Regions from separate parts of the Mus musculus genome. Here region 2 is linked to region 1. The links are chromatin loops, found by intact Hi-C in ENCODE. Cell type or tissue: left cerebral cortex. All regions are shown on one strand.

The links. Peaks named below come from ENCODE experiments on the same cell type or tissue, not always from the same donor. Only the 100,000 strongest peaks of a DNase experiment are listed, where the experiment ranks them.
Region 2: it touches region 1 in a loop (2.4-fold over the local background); 3 of 42 quality-filtered maps call a loop at or near these places.

What each region holds. Positions count from the first base shown.
Region 1 is chr16:77,638,900-77,646,899 of GRCm38, forward strand. It overlaps Mir125b-2 (microRNA 125b-2), which reads left to right and starts at 7,374; the gene lies at 7,374-7,444. In left cerebral cortex, no CTCF peak of the experiment used is centred here; DNase peaks (open chromatin) are centred at 3,727, 4,297, 5,228, 5,669 and 3 more places; H3K4me3 peaks cover 4,486 bases; H3K27ac peaks cover 4,474 bases.
Region 2 is chr16:77,531,136-77,539,135 of GRCm38, forward strand. The region is part of intron 4 of Mir99ahg (Mir99a and Mirlet7c-1 host gene (non-protein coding)); the gene reads left to right. Among named protein-coding and RNA genes, the nearest start is that of Mir99a, 64 kb to the right of the region's middle. In left cerebral cortex, a CTCF peak has its summit at 4,062 (motif pointing right); DNase peaks (open chromatin) are centred at 4,083, 5,423, 5,857, 6,178 and 1 more place; H3K4me3 peaks cover 1,387 bases; H3K27ac peaks cover 1,325 bases.

The DNA of each region.
Region 1 (8,000 bases):
GAAAGTAGTCTTGAACTTGCTTCCAATTAGGTATACATCTAGAAGTGTTTCGATGAGAAAATATCTATCGTTAAGCATAGAGAAAGGAAAACATAATTCTGTATTAAGAAGAGCATGTAGGATTCATTTAAGGTAAGCTTATTGGGGCGTTTTCCAGTTATGCTCTTCTGCATATGTACTGTGATACCACACACAGTTACTTCCGTATTAGAAAACAATACCTCTCCAGTTATAAATCTAAAAGGTTATATCTCAGATACTGTTTCAAACCATGTGAATAGGCTGTGAATAGGCAGCCCACGCAAAAAAAAAAAAAAAAAAAAAAAAAAGGTTTGGTACAGAGTTTTGATGTGGCCATCTTCTGCAGCTGACGTCATAATCCAGCTTTGGGGTTAGGTCCTCAGATCAGCTATGGAGGATATCAGAAGAAAGTCTCTCTAGCATTCTTGTCACAAGAGCAACCAGAAAGCCATTATGACACTGAAAATGGTGCAGCCACAGAAGCTCACAAAACAATACTAGGTTATATTGACCAGCACAGGTCTCATCTCAGTTTCATTTCCACCCAAGCAGCACAGTTATTTCCAGCAGAGTTAGGTCTTGGCGGTAATCTGGCTCTCCCTCTTAATTTTCAAGATTAGAAAGTTGAAGTTCTTAAGTTCCATGACTTTTCTAAGACAGTGAACATTATGAGCTCCTGAGCTGGCACTGCATCTTGGTCCCCCAGGATTTAGAGAAGCTTTTTAATTACCATGTCACCCCCACTCCCCTGTTTCGTCAAGGCATAGGTACTGCCAGACAGAAAGCGGCTCTTTCCTATAGTAGAATTAGTTAAAAGATAGGTTATTAGAATTGTCCTTGATTGCTGTCTACAGATGCAACTCTCAATATAACAGTGCCATTCTGAAGCTATCTGCTATCATTTTTCTTTCTGTTTATATCTTTTCTTTAAAAGCTTGGATCCATGTGGGCTATTGCTGTGTGTAGTACTGATAGCTACTCAAATGCACTCTCTCATGTTTGAGCATGACTTGATGTGTAGCCTGGTGTTTTGTCCTCCCAGTGGCCTTACCGTACAATAAGTTGCCCTTTTAACTGAAGGAGGGATTCCCAGCTTCAGACTCAAGAGCTGTTTGCTCCAGGGACTACACTAAGGCAAAAAACACTTTGGCCTTAAAAACCTCCTTCAAGTTCACATTCCTGCCCTGCCTTCCCCTGGCTCAGTGTGTCTAGTCTCATTGGTGCAACTCTGAATGCAGTCCTCCTAGGTCTACTGATGAAGACTGGAACCAAAAATAGGTTCTGTATTTCCAAAAGAGCTGAAAAGAGAAGGGGAAAGTGGATGTGGAAACATGGAAAAGCTTACTACAGTGATTTACAATCAGGCCATTTTTAAATTAATTAATAAAAGAGGGATATGATACCTTGCAGTTATATAGCAGGAGAGAGAGAGAAAGACTTATCAGATTGACAGATCAACATTTGACATCCCACTTATTGGATGTCTGATTTAAACAAAGCCATTCCCCCCCCAAAAAAAACCAAACAGCAAAATTATTAAAGAAAAGTGAGTCATATATTTTCTTTTGGTTAAGATCAAACATTCTTCTTCATTATTATGATTTTAATATACACTTTTAGTTTAGTATATTTTGTCTTTCTTTAAAATCTGATTTGGGATCTATTCCTTACTCGGATGTATCTTACTTAGACAAACAAGAACACTAGGTGTTTTAGTTCATAGAAAGTTCCTAACCAGACCAACACCAATTCACTGATATCTGAGTCTCATCTCTATCGTTTGCTTATTCGTTATGTGCACTAAAAAAAAAAATAAGAGATCTATTTCTTTTATTTCAGTTTCTGCTATTCCTTTCTAATGTGGAAAAATGGAGAGAGAGAGGAAAAAAAAAACCTCTCTGTATTTTTGCTTCTCTCACGACTACTCCATGCCTTCTGGAAAGCAGAACTCTGATATGTCTTGGTTGGCACTAGAGAGAACATGGCTCTCCATTCTGGAAAGGTTAGACAAATAAGCATGGCCGAGCTACTCGGAGCCCACAGAATGAAGAGACTGTTGAGTCTTTTGATTTTGTTAAATCATTGTTATATTTGGGGGTGGGGAGAAGCTTAGTTTTTCGAAAAGCTTTCTCCATAAGTCATCTTACATTTTAAAAAGCTATTAGTAAATAAAACTGCTTTAGCCAAAATTTAGAAATAAAGGCACTTCCATCAAAAGGAAATACTTTTAATATTAGATCCCTAAGTAAATCAATACAGTTTCTGTCTCCTAAAGGAGAAGGAAAACACTGGGGTCCAGTGATGAATTACTCTATAAACCTTTTGAGGGGTGGGTTAAGTCAGAATTATATAATATATTCTTCACAAAGTTAGAAAATAGTTTAAATTCACATTGTCCAGAAGAGTAGATTCCCATCAATTCATACTGCCCACCAGAGATACAGATAGGGGAACAGAGGCAATGAACTTTGATATTTTTAAACATTTACTTTATATTACAGATTTCTGGTTGTAGCTGATTGCAGAATGCAAGTTAAATATGGCACAAAAATATTCAACAGGTGAATAATATACAGTGTCTATACTTTCATGAATTTTAAGTCAAAATATAAACTATGCATCAGTTTATATCATCTGTCCTCCTTATTACAAACATCATACATTAAATTAATGATACTCACAATTACACCAATTTTACATACCCTTTAGAATAAATAAAAGACATTCTTGCCCTGGAAGAAAGGATATTATTTCAAAGCATTACTTCCTTTAATTTGATAAATAATTTACCATCCGAATCAGAGCAGTGAGTTTTTAAAAGCTTAGAAAATAAATGTCCAATAGTATTTGAAAATAATTGTTGCGTGATTGTACATGTGCTGCATCTTTCAAATGAAATGTAAAAGTGAAGTCAAAACTTTTCTTTGTAAATACTTTGCCTGTGGTCACCGCATAAATTCTGACGTAGGGAAAAGCTTGCTTCAGTGTTTGTTGATTAGAAGCTGAAAGGTAGCAAGGACCTCAAGCTAGCATCTATGACAGTGGTGACCACATTGTTTGATTTCAACATTTCCTTTCAAATCAATGTTGATGTAACCAAATCTGCTTTCCTATTGGCCCTAAGAGAAGTCTTGACAGAGCCTGGCCACTTGGAACAGGCTAACTCATGTCTCAATATAAATATTGTAACCCACAGTCATTCAGTAATAATTATTTTCCTTTCAATGTTTATTGCTTTGATTTTCTAAATCCCTCAGTTAATATATTTTGTGCTTTCTGTGGAGTTAAGCCATGTATGCTTGTATGAATGTAAAGAAAGAAATACCATCGATTAAGGAGAAAAGTTGAAGGTGCCTTGTATCTTGTATCTTGTCCCAAGAGCTGCAAGTGAGATGTTCATGCACAAGGTCTACAGAGCGGGATATCAGTGGCCAGTAGCTGTAAGCACACACTCAATTATTAAAATCGTCAACCTGTTAGATCTGATAGCCATAGCAAAGTCATGACACTCATTTATCAAGAGCATTGTAGGTAACTATATGGGGGGACAAAGGCAGCCTAAAGAATTCACATATGTAAGAGAGTTAAAAAATCAAAATAAAGTCTGATCAAGGCAATAAGCTAGACGCAAAAACAGGACAAGTTCTGCAGGCTTCTTGCTGCCACTGGCAGACACTTGTGCTAAGCTAACCTGTGGGTGTCTGTCTTTATTTCAACTTTTCATCCGATTCTGGACTCGAGTCCTTTGCAGTCTCCAGACTCAGAAATCATGCTTCATATTCTCTGTGGCAATTAACAACCAGCATGGCGGCTCTGCTCCTTCCCATCTTTCTTTCTCTGGGTCTCTATTCCATCCATCTCTTTTTCTGCCTACCTCTCTCATCCTTTTCCTTCATGCCTTTTTTTTCTTTTTTTCTGAAAGTACGAACTCAACATCCTGTTTCCTTCCTGTGGACATTCTTTTCCTTTTTTTTTTTTTTTTTTTTCCTTTTTCCGCTGGTCTTTGTGCTTGAGATTTGCTGGCCCCCACCCCCACCCCAGCCCACCTCACCCCGCCCCACCCCTGTTTCCTTTTCCTTTTTTTTTTTTTTCTTTCAAATCAGAAGCCTGTAAGAGCTGATTTCTACTTGCATCTCTTTATGGATCCTGTGATGTTTTCTTTGGAACCTCAGCGAGCGGTTGGTTGTTCTCCGCAATTGTTGCCACAGATCTGTTGCCAAACTGCTACCTTCCTTGGTCGTGCGTGCCGCATTGCATGCTGGGACTGCCTATGAGAGTAAACTGACATATTTGCAGCACCAGCCAGCATTGGCTGGAGGATGGTGATAGTTCCTTCCCTTTTGTATGCTTTTTTGTATTCTGTAGAGTCACCAATAGCTAAGTCTGCCCGGCAAGTAATTCAGAAACACTGCTAGTGTAGAAAGGGAAGGTGGCAGTTTACCATACTGTCATCCCAGGGAGAGACTGGAGAACAAAGAAACTGGTGTCTTCTATGTTGTGAAACACCAGCACAATCATGGCCAAAGGTTTTGGCTCTTTAGTAATAGTGTACAGATGTACAGGGATCCACCTTTTATTTAAATCTACATATTCAATCACAATATGCTGAACCAGAACACTTTTACGATGTACATACCCACGAACAGTCAGGTATTATTATTTTTAAAAGTCTTTAAAATTAAAATATACTAATATCCAGCTAGTCGATCTCATTCCACCAAGTTAGCATTTCAACACAGTTTAAATCCCGTTGATGAGTCAGATCTTGGCAAGTCTTGTCTTTTAATTCCTATGAAATGAGAGCATAGCTAATAAAAACATGAAGCTATCACTTCGATTAAAATCCTAGCTTTTAGATTTTATTTATTTATTTATGTATTTATTTATTTGACTAGAAAGAATTGATCTCTACACACCCAGCCTTATGGGCGTATGGATGTACGGGTGTCTGCTGCTGGGTGGGGTCTTCACATAAAAACGGATAGACTTTCTTTTGCCCTTTCTTCAGTCAAAGGGGGAAAGAAAATGAAACCGCAGAATAAAGTCTAAGGCTGTTAAGAAACTGATGGTATTTTTTTTTTTCTGTGTCACGTGTGTGTGAGCCGGCCTGGCTGCTTCCTTAGGTGGGGACCCGGGCGAGACTCTGCCTGAGTCTGTCTCCACACTGCTCTTGCAGATCTGTCTTATTGATTAGCAGGGAAAAGGGTGGGGATTGGAGGGAAGGGAGGGGAGGACTAACTGGCGACTGGCTCATTGAAGCACAAGGCATTTTCTTCCGGGAAGATGTCAAACAGCTGAGAGACAGCCACAGAGGAAGTAGAAAAGGTGGAAAAATAAGGACAAAACGAAGGCATTTCTTAGGAGAGTCTCAAGGCTTTTTTTTCTTTTCTTTTTTAATTCGCTCTCTCCCTCTCTCTCTCTTTCTCCCCATTTCCTTCCATCATCTGACCTGCAGAAGCTAGAGTGACAGCGTCATGCAAATGCCGCAGTCCAGCAGGTCTGGGAGAGGGTGGATGCCAGACTGTGCGTTAATGTTAATGATGAGCGCAGTGAAAATACCAGCCGCCGCCACCCCTTGCACACAGAAGCGCTCTGAGTCAGCATCAGATGCTAGCCCGACTCTCTCCGTGTGTCTGTGTGCCTGTGCGCGCGCGCGTGCTCGCTCGGGCATCCGTGTCTAGCCGAGGGGAGGGGGTGGCGTGTGAGTGCGTGGAGGGTAAAAGCCAGTCAGTCAGTGAGAAGCAAAGGTACGTTGGAGAGCAACTAAAATCTGACTGATTTCCATCTTTGGAGCATCAGATGTATTCCCTAAGGAGGATGGGTCTCCGTGATGGGGGTGGTATAATTATGTTAATGTCATATTTATGGAGGGGTGAGATTTTTCATTCTAATAATTGGTTGAATGCTATGGTCAAAAATTGTAAAGCCATATTCAGTTTTAAGGAAAAAGCATGGACTTTTATCTAAGTACTGTTTTGTTTTATTTAATTTTATTTTTTTTCCTCTTTGCTTTTTGTGAATGCTGCTTTTTGGTTGTTTCTTTTGGTTTTGGTTTTATCTTTTTTTTTTCTTCTATAAAACTATTTATTTGGGGCCATAAGTGATTCAGTATGGGAAATCAAATGATAAACAGAAAGAGATCTTATATAATGATGCATTACATCACGGAACAGAATGCTTAAGTCTTACAAGGCAAAGTAAAGATCTGGGCAGGGGTGAAGGGGGGTGGTGGTTAGAAAGGGGTGTGGTACTAGGGTGGGGGAGGGGAACACTTAGCAAATATTTTGTTCAGCATAGCTTTCCTTGCAGCTTCCTGGAAATGGATGGTTCACCTGCCTAGAGGAAAACACTCTAAATCATTCCATTTCTCTCTCTCTCTCTCTCTCTCTCTCTCTCTCTCTCTCTCTCTCTCTCTCTCTCTCTCTCTCTCTCCCCCTCTCTCCTTTTCTAACCCCCCTGCTTTTCCCTTTTAAGATCAACCACTTCTGAAGAACCAGATTCCACTTCTGTGGCCAGGAGTTTTATGCTGTGCTAAGTGTGATTGTTTTGCCCTGCATTCTGTGCTACTAAACCTTGGATCATTCCTAAAGTCCAGATTCTGCTCTTTCACAACAAGGCGAAAAGATGGGAGAGAATTTGATGAATAGTCAGGATTGAGACTGTGTATTTTCAAAAGTATTGAACTATATAATGTAATTATTCAAAGTAAAGGATCTTTTTTTGTTTTCTTACTATGTTGCCAGGATTTTAAGTTAAAGCTTGTTAGGTGGTCTTGTTCAAATAACTATGAAGTGTGCATGAAAATATTTGCTGTCTGAATAGTTTGCATATTTAAAGAGAAAAATCAACATTAATAGGTATTAAATTATGACATATTCAAAGTTTTTGTTTAAATCTTATCTGTAATAATTTAAATGAGAGTTTGAAGTGTTGTATATCCTGGGCCCACAGTAACAGTTGTGATATATAAAACTTCAATAGAAGCAAAATATCAATTAGGGCCCCATTAACTGGCATATAATCCTTTTTTAGTGTAATAGAAGTGGGTGTTGCTGTAAAAATCTGCAAGGAGCATATTTTAACCCATTTTTGTCTCCTTCTTTGGATAGAATGGGGTGATTCTTAAATGTCCATTGTCTGCTTTGTTTTTCATGCCCCACATTACTGTAAGTTCTGATCTATAGGTGGCCGTCCTGATTATTCAGCTCATCTTTGACTTTCATGTGTTACTTATGTTTCTGTCTGTGTGTTTCAATTAGTATTTAGAAGATTAAAAATAAATGAACCCAACTCTAATTCCCAAGCTGTCCGTTTACCTGGAAGAAGAATTCTCCTGCATCACACGAGACTTTGCCTAGTCCCTGAGACCCTAACTTGTGAGGTATTTTAGTAACATCACAAGTCAGGTTCTTGGGACCTAGGCGGAGGGATACCAGCAGCTTGGGACCTTATTGATTCTCGGCATAAACCACCAGAACAAAAGAACAGGCATAGATTCTGCATAGGCGCAAAGAACAATGGTTTTCTTTCTAATCAGCAAGGGTTTCACCATGACAACACCCCCAAAATACAATCTTCAGAATCGGTACTCTAAAGATATGGCACAGTAGAATAGAAATAGCGTTTGTATTTACTGTGATTATCGTATAAAAGTGTTGTAAGAGATATGTACAAGAAGTAGAATTAAAACACAAGTTCTTTTTAAAAAAATAAACATCGCTTTGGGTGTGTTTTAAGATGAAGAAGATTCATTGTAAGAGTTGTTTATATTCATAAGTTTTTGTATGCGTAGAATTATATACATTAGTTATTTCAATAAATTATGCATGCTTCCATAGAACTGTGGCTTAGACTACGTCAAATGAGATTCTAATCATACTCGAGGCCTGAAAAAGAAACGATTTACAGTTTTCTTTATTGATCTTATTCTTGTTGATACTAATATGAGAGAATATTGTTTTATACATGGTAATTTTAGC
Region 2 (8,000 bases), 110 kb before region 1:
GAAAGAAAAATGAACTTGAAGTAGCATCAACAAAATAGAAATGAGGGGTGGTATTATTTAACCACTTGGTTTATAATATGTTATGGAAGTACTTTGTAGCATAACACATCTGGGTATTTGGTAATGACTATAAGTGTCAAGGAAAATATGAAGAACAGAGAAATGATTTTGGAAATTTGTGCAATAAAAACCATTATTTTTAGTTTTTCTTTTTTCAGTCCAGAGGAATAGCAGATGGAAACAAAACATTAGAAGTTTGTGAGTTTCTAAAATATGAAATTATTAATTGCACATCACATTAGAAGCCTGGACAATATTCTGAAGCCTTTGTTCTAGGGCTTTAGTCATTTTTCTAATATTTCCAGCTCAGTTTTAACTGAGACAGATTATAAAATTGCTAGAGAGTAAAGTCTTATCCATTAAGTGAACAAACTGACAAAGGAAAAGAGCCTGTTCCCATAATTCTCCATGGGACACAAAGGAAAGGAACAGGTGATTTTCAGTCTTTGTACGGGGTTTCGCTGGTATTTTCTCTCTGACAATGGTAAGTGAATTATTTATCATCTCCGATTGCAAACTAGATGCAGTAAAGTAATCCAGAGGTTATTCACATGTCCTTTAAGATTGATGCAGAATGCCTGCAGATGGCACATTGACATTCATTTCTTCAAAATTATTCTGCTGTCGGTGTAACGGGAGCCTCCCAGGGTCAGGCTGATATTTTCGGTGGTGAACTGGAGACAGTGTTGGGAAGTGTTCTGCCTCAGGCATCGATGTGAATCACTGAGAAAACGAGAGGCTGGGAAAAGAGGTTCAAATTCATCTTAATTTCCTCGACCAAGTTATCGCTGCAAAACTAATTTTAAATTTCCATTAAAAATACAGCATTTACTTTCCTGAATAATTCATGTAAACATATAGAGCTATTTTTCCCCCAATTTTAGAATTCCTCTATTATGGGTAAAGCAAAAGTCGGGAGAATTAAAGCAATATGAAAAATGACCAAATTAGTATTGCCCTTGAGCTGGGCACAGTTGGAGTTTATCAGTGAGTCATTTTATATCTTCTGGTAATGTTCCTGTCTCCTGAAGCTCCATGAATATTCTGTATTTTCTGAGACAATTCTGAAGAAAAACTATTTTCATCAAAATTGTTTTTATGCAATGAAAGTACCTGATCCATTGGGGTAAAAAAAATCAAATCGTGTCAGTTTCTACTTTGCCTCAGCATAAAATCTATACAAAGAAGTAATGAATAGTAGATACTGATATTCACCAAAGAAAAAGTTATATGTTATTTCTATATTTGGACATCATATAGTATCTGACCACTCCTTTGTACAGTTTTTTTTTTTTTTTTTACTACGATTAAGACTAGGGGACTATTGAGAAAATTATTTTACTCAATGTCAATTAAAGCGCATTTTCATTTCAATAGGTGCCTTCCAGTGGCATAAACGACAATGTTGTATTTAGTTCAGACTTTTGAGTATGTCACAATGCACAAACAGATGCTATTTAGATTCAGCCTGTAAACAATGATCTAAATATTTATTACACCAAGGTCTCTGATACCAAAGCTTGCCTTAAGGAAAATGAGTATTATGGTTATAATATTACACAATATTCTTAAAGATTCTTTTACTTAAAGTTATTATTATTTGACTTGTACTTGATGCAAAGGCCTATTAATAGTGACTTTCATGCTTATTATTTCTTCTGCAAATAAACAATCCAAGCAAGAAAATATTAAATACAGTTTTAAGTAACTTTGGAAATAAACATTGCACCTTTGACCTGTTCAGCATTCCTTTGGTTAATGGGTGCATTAGATCTAAGTAAGCAGGCAGGACTATAAGTACAGTTTGTTTATTTTTAATTGTTTGATTTCATTTTTTCATGCTGTGGTGGAATTGGAAGGATTTGATGAGTTTGTGCTTCGCTGGATTTATCCCAGTTTGCTTCTATTATTTTGATAATATTTCTAAGAATAATATTGCAGGAAATACTACTTATTTAATGTTTACATTCCTCAGAAATGTTGCTATACGTTTTATTAAATTTGAAAATCAGTTTTACTATTATCTTAGATGTCTCACACATGCAGAAAGCTACCCCAAAATTATATGACTCATCCAAGATTAAAACTTCTGCATAATTCCTGATCATTCCGAACAATCTCACCAAAATTTTCATTAAGAAATTTCAGTGCAGATTGTTTTGATCACACAGTGGAAACATAGCACACAAAATGGGAAAGGGCATGTAGTCCTTTGCCTTCAGTGTACAAGACTGTGGGTTTGGTTCCTGGTAACACACACACACACACACACACACACACACACACACACACCATATATATATATATATATGAATGAATAGAGGAGGAAAGAAAGATATACATAATAGCAGCAAACAACATATGCAGTAGCAACTCTGGTCTTTCAACACGAGGAAGGTAGACTCTACTTGAGGGACATCCTTACAACTTAGTGATAAAGGAGACCACTGTGGCTGAGAGCTACTTTGTCATAGGTTTTGTTTGTATTCAGTATTTTTACATCTGTGAAATGAACCAGACTGTGCCTGGTGAGAGTCACAGTGTTATACCTATAAATACATCTTTAGAGATGATGTTATACGTAACACATGAAATAGTTATGCAACTGTAGAATTATCAAGTGAGCATATCAGCTCAACATAAACAAAAGACCTCATATAAACCTCAGTGAAACCGCCACCTCCTGCTCATTTCCATTCATATGGCTGTATCTCCTGTTTTCTTATCTAGAGGAAAGGAAATTAGGATCAATTGATATTTTAGTATATATTGATGTCATTCTGGTTTCTACCTTCTAAATTTAAATTAAGTAATTTTTAGTAAATTATGATATTAAAATCCCTAGTTCAGAACATTTATTCGAAAGCAAATTTAAGAAAACACTCACATAGCCTTAATTTGAGTGTTACCAACTCTGAGTGTCTCTTACCTTAATCACCACTTAGCAAAATTTGTTATGTATATAGATGGATATTAACATACAATTAGAAAATTGTCCAAAACTTTTTGTACAGAGTATGTCCTCTCCTTAAATGTCTACAGACAACTTTTAAGCAATTCATGGACATAGTTTGTTTTTTAAAGAAGTTTTGGTTTAAAATTTTGCCTCTTGCCTAATGCTGTGTAACTGTGCAAAGGGTAATGATAGTTGGTTACCTTTGAAACACCCCGGAGAGTTTCTCTCCATATTTACGTTATTACTCTTTGACCCACAAATTCTAGTCACACAGTCTGAAATTCTTTTGCCTCCATCAGCTTCATCTATTAACTGAAAACAATGGGAACCTTCATGAACCTCCATGTTGAACAGAGAAAAATTCCAACCCAGCATTAGATTTCTAACTGTAAATCGAGACTTCCTTTCTTCTTGTTTTTTAGAATCAAATCAGAATCAGAATTTTCACAAATGATTTCTCAGTGGAGACTTGAACTCTGATTACCATGTAAAGAAACCACGGTATCTTTCATGAATCAATGACTATCACTTGGTGTGATAAATTATATAAAAAAAATGCACTCAGTGTTGCCTCGACTCTGTGCTACCTAGGCTGAGGGCATAAACAGTAAGAGTTTTCCATATTTCAGCAGGATGGGGTAAGGAGGATGGTAAGAATTCCATGGTTAGACCTGTAAATGAGAAATAAGACTAAATCCTGGTAGTTTTCCTTTTATGTCCTTAGCATTCAGGTTTAGTTTGTCTATGGAAATAATTTACAAGTACTTGTAAAGTAAAATCTAAAAGGTAGCCGATTAAAAGATAACCACTTATTATATAACCTCAGAAATGTCCTTGTAGCAATGTGCATATGCACATGGATGAGTTTATAATCATTGCATAACTCTGATAAAGGTTAAATCATTTAAAATTTTAAAATAGAAAAACATTATGTTAAAATTGAGAATATTGTTTTCCTATTATTTTTTCAATGAGAAAAGTAAAGTTTCACATTGTTTTATGTTTAGCACCAATTCTGGGAAGGAAACTAGGTTTTCCACTTGAGAAGGCACTTTTTGTGCTGACTCACCACTAGGGGGAGAACATTGCTAGAAGAGAGTTTGACATCATTGAAAATAGAGTAAGCTTTTGTGTGTATATGTAGTGTGTGTTTGTGTGTGTTTGTGTGTGTATGTGTGTGTGTGTGTGTGTGTGTGTGTGTGTGTGTGTGTGTGTGTGTGTGTGTGTGTGCACGCGCTAGTGCTTATGCGTACCAGAGGTTTTGTATATTTTTTAAAAGTCTGGACATGCTTAGTAATATTGGAATCTAATACCAACACAGTATGTGCTGGCCTTTTAACATTCAATTTCCATCCATTTTCCTAAGCCTTTGAGAGCTAAGGATTGACAGCTTTCCTTAAATCTCAGAGGGAAGGACTTGGAAGAAGGCCATTGGATAGGATGGTCAAAAGAGCAGCTGCACTTTGGTCTGTACCAATGCTGTAACTCTATGTGGAAACATATAAAGCTTGGTTTTGATACTGGAGTGAAACTACCTAGACATTGAATTTGAGGTTTCCTTTTATGTTTCTTTGATAAAACTTCAGCTGGAGACAAGCCCTAATCTCATAATAAAATGAGCTTTTCTTGGAGGCCCCGTAGCACTATTGGGGTTAACAATATTGAACTGAGTTTGGTCTTCAGAACTTTCTGAATGAAGATAATTTCAAAATAGTGATGTTTCAATTTGACTTTCAATTTTGCAAACATATCCCCCAACCCAGATTTCTTATCTTTAACTATAGGCCTTTAAAAACTAAGAAAATATGCTTTAATTATTGGGTATAGAAATCTCCAAGTTTACAGATTTAATCTGTTTGTAAACCGTAATCTTATTAAAATTTGGTCACTTTTTAAAAAATCTGTGACTTACTCTGTACTTTATATAAAATGCATCTTTCTCAACAAAAGAATGTCTCCTGTGGAAAAGGCATATCTTGTGCCCCCCCCCCCCCCACACACACACACACACACACACACCGTGATAGTTTTTGTTTGGCTGTTTCTTTCCCTATTTTATTTCTCCTATTTACAGTCCTTCTTCATATTGTCTGAATATTCAGGTCTCCTAACCTCCCCTGTAGCTTTATTGCCTCTTTCCTGCCCCTCCCATTCTATCCCCACTCTCAAATGCATGCCCCTTCATATATTTTTCTTAACATCCTCCTGCATTTCACTTTACTTAATTTTTCCCAATAATATTAACAATTCTTTATATCTTCCTGCCTTCACCCCTCCCTCCCATTATATTGTCGCATCTACTCTCTCCCGAAGCAAAGCTGCGATTCACTCAGGGGAGGTTACTTTCTCATGCGCACAGCTCATTGCTATGATGATTTCAATGATGCCAGCATATTTTAACCACATCGTTATCAGGGAGCCTCACTTCTCAGTGAATGCATATCAAGTGACTTCTTTTGTGATTGGGTTACCTCACTCAGGATGATATCCTCCAGATACATCCATTTGCCCAAGAATTTCATAAATTCATTGTTTCCATTAATCAATTGTGGAACTCGAGATTCAGGCAAGGAGAGCATTTATTAGAACGTATCCTGCTTGTTCCCACACACACCTCATTTCCGTTGCTTTCTAATGAGGAATTGTACAAGGCTCAACCCTCCCTCCAACCCCCAGCCCTTACCTCTCCTTTCTCTATCCCACCGTGCCCCTCTCCCACATCCATTCTCCCGTACAGTAGCTATATCAGAACATGCAGCAGGACGGCATTGTGCAAACTGGTGGCCACACAAGTACTTTGTATTCACGAGAGGTTTCGAAGTTCAGCAGCTGCATATAAATATGCATAGTTGAGAGATTCATGATGCTGCCTCCTCACTCTAGTGCTGGTTGGCTGCAGCGCGCAGGCACTACAAATCAATGAACACTTTCCCCATCGATCACCGGCTCACTTGCAAGCAGACAAAACACAATGCCAGAAACCCACAGAGAGCTCCTTAGTGAGCGAAACCTCACCATCAGAAGATTCAAAATAGCCGTCCCCCCCTCCCACCCTGAACCTCCACACTCTCGACCTCAAATGTCTTCTTCTTATCCAGTGAAGATCATAAGCCGTTAGAAATAAGTATCACCCGAAAAGAAAGAGTGGGGAGGGAGGGAAGAGCAATGATAAATGAGGGTTTTGAGGGTCCTCACATTGTGCTTGTCACAAAACAAAAGATCCGTTGAGCATTAACACATTAGGAAATAAAAAATAAAATAAAGTAAAATAAAAACGTGAATCTGCTTATGTTGATTGTATTGCTTTACAGTTACAGGATTGAGTGTAGCAGCATCTACATACGCATAGCTGTAGCCCATGTGGAAGACATTTGCAAATCATCCAGTTATTAGATGGCTTTGTGTATGGCAGGGTTATGACTGCTGAGTCAAAACGCAGACCTATAGACACACAGACATATATACAGACAGACAGACAATGTGCTTCATAGTGAATATCACATATCCTCATGTTGATTGCACAATTTTTGCAGAGGGTTCAGATATATTTTATGTTGCAATTATAAACATCTTAGAAGTTTAATCTTATCTACTACATATTCATATACAGCATAGTAATTAGTCAAATATATATTTCTTGGTGAAAAGATATAAATTTATGTTGTTTAGAGAACAAGCCCCCTTTTCAGTTTTAAATGGATTAACCATGACAAAAAAAATAGCTTATTGTATTGAAACAGCGCTGAGCTGTTACTCTGTATTTTTAACATTGTCAACTTGGCAGTAAAAATTTCAATGAGGATAGTAATCCTTTTGATGCTTTTTTACCATGTGTTCATTCATTCACTCAGCGCTGCCCTATTTTGCAATACTGTTACAGCACTATGGAATGGAGAACACAGCACAATGGTGTGGTGGTAGGCTGGAATACAAAATCCAGCGCAAGGGTATCTGTGTTTGAAGCATATGATTATGTATATAAACACATAAACGAGTATGTGGCTTTCAAACTTAAGAAAAGTGTAGCTCAAGAGTCAATATAATGAAGCTCTCTCATACAGAATTGATAATTGAATGACATATCTACTCCAAGTGTATCTTTCCAGTTATAATCAGTAACCATATTGCTGGAAGATCAAAGGTAAACTTCATTAAGATTGTTCATCTAATCCCTTACTCTGACTCATGGAAGCTGACAGACAAGTCCGCGTCTTTTCCCCTATGAGGAGCAAAGCCAAAATCTGAGCCCCTCTCTACTGAACCCCAGCGCTCATCCACACATGATTTTTCACTAAGCCATATTGAATTACAAGGCTGAATGTGATAATTGCTGTAGCAGATCAGAGGAGGTAGAGATCGCTTCCAGCTGAGATGACCAAAGAAGACATCATTAAGAAGTTGCATCTGAGCAAGCCTTTGAGGAGTGGGCATAGGAACAAAGCCAACACAGGAGAAGGCTTAGCATCTGAGAAACCTGGGGACTCTGGAAAACACTTGCCGGGCAGCTAGGGACAGTGTTTGTGGTGAAAAGGATGCTGTAAATAACACTACTATTTAAAGAATCTTCACTTATTAGAAATTAAATTCATAAATAAATTTATAGGTCGGCCGCTAACACGTCAGTCAAACCGTTGTAAACTCAGTTTCTTTATTTCTGAAGTAAAAATATGAACTAAAAAAACCACTGAACTCTCTTCACAGGGGATCCAAGGCAAGGTTTTCACTTTCCTTTCTTTGAGAATATTATATATATATATATATATATATATATATATATATATATACACTAGAAGTAGACAATTCAATATATAATAGGTGTATCATGAAAATATAACTATTCTTTGAATGTAAGACCTAGCTATGAGTTTTCATATCCATAGCTACATACCGTTTATTTAAACTTTAATTCCGAGAGATCGTCCTGTGTCATGTAATATTTCCATTAATTTAAAATTGCAAACTGATTCCTAGAATAATTTACTCA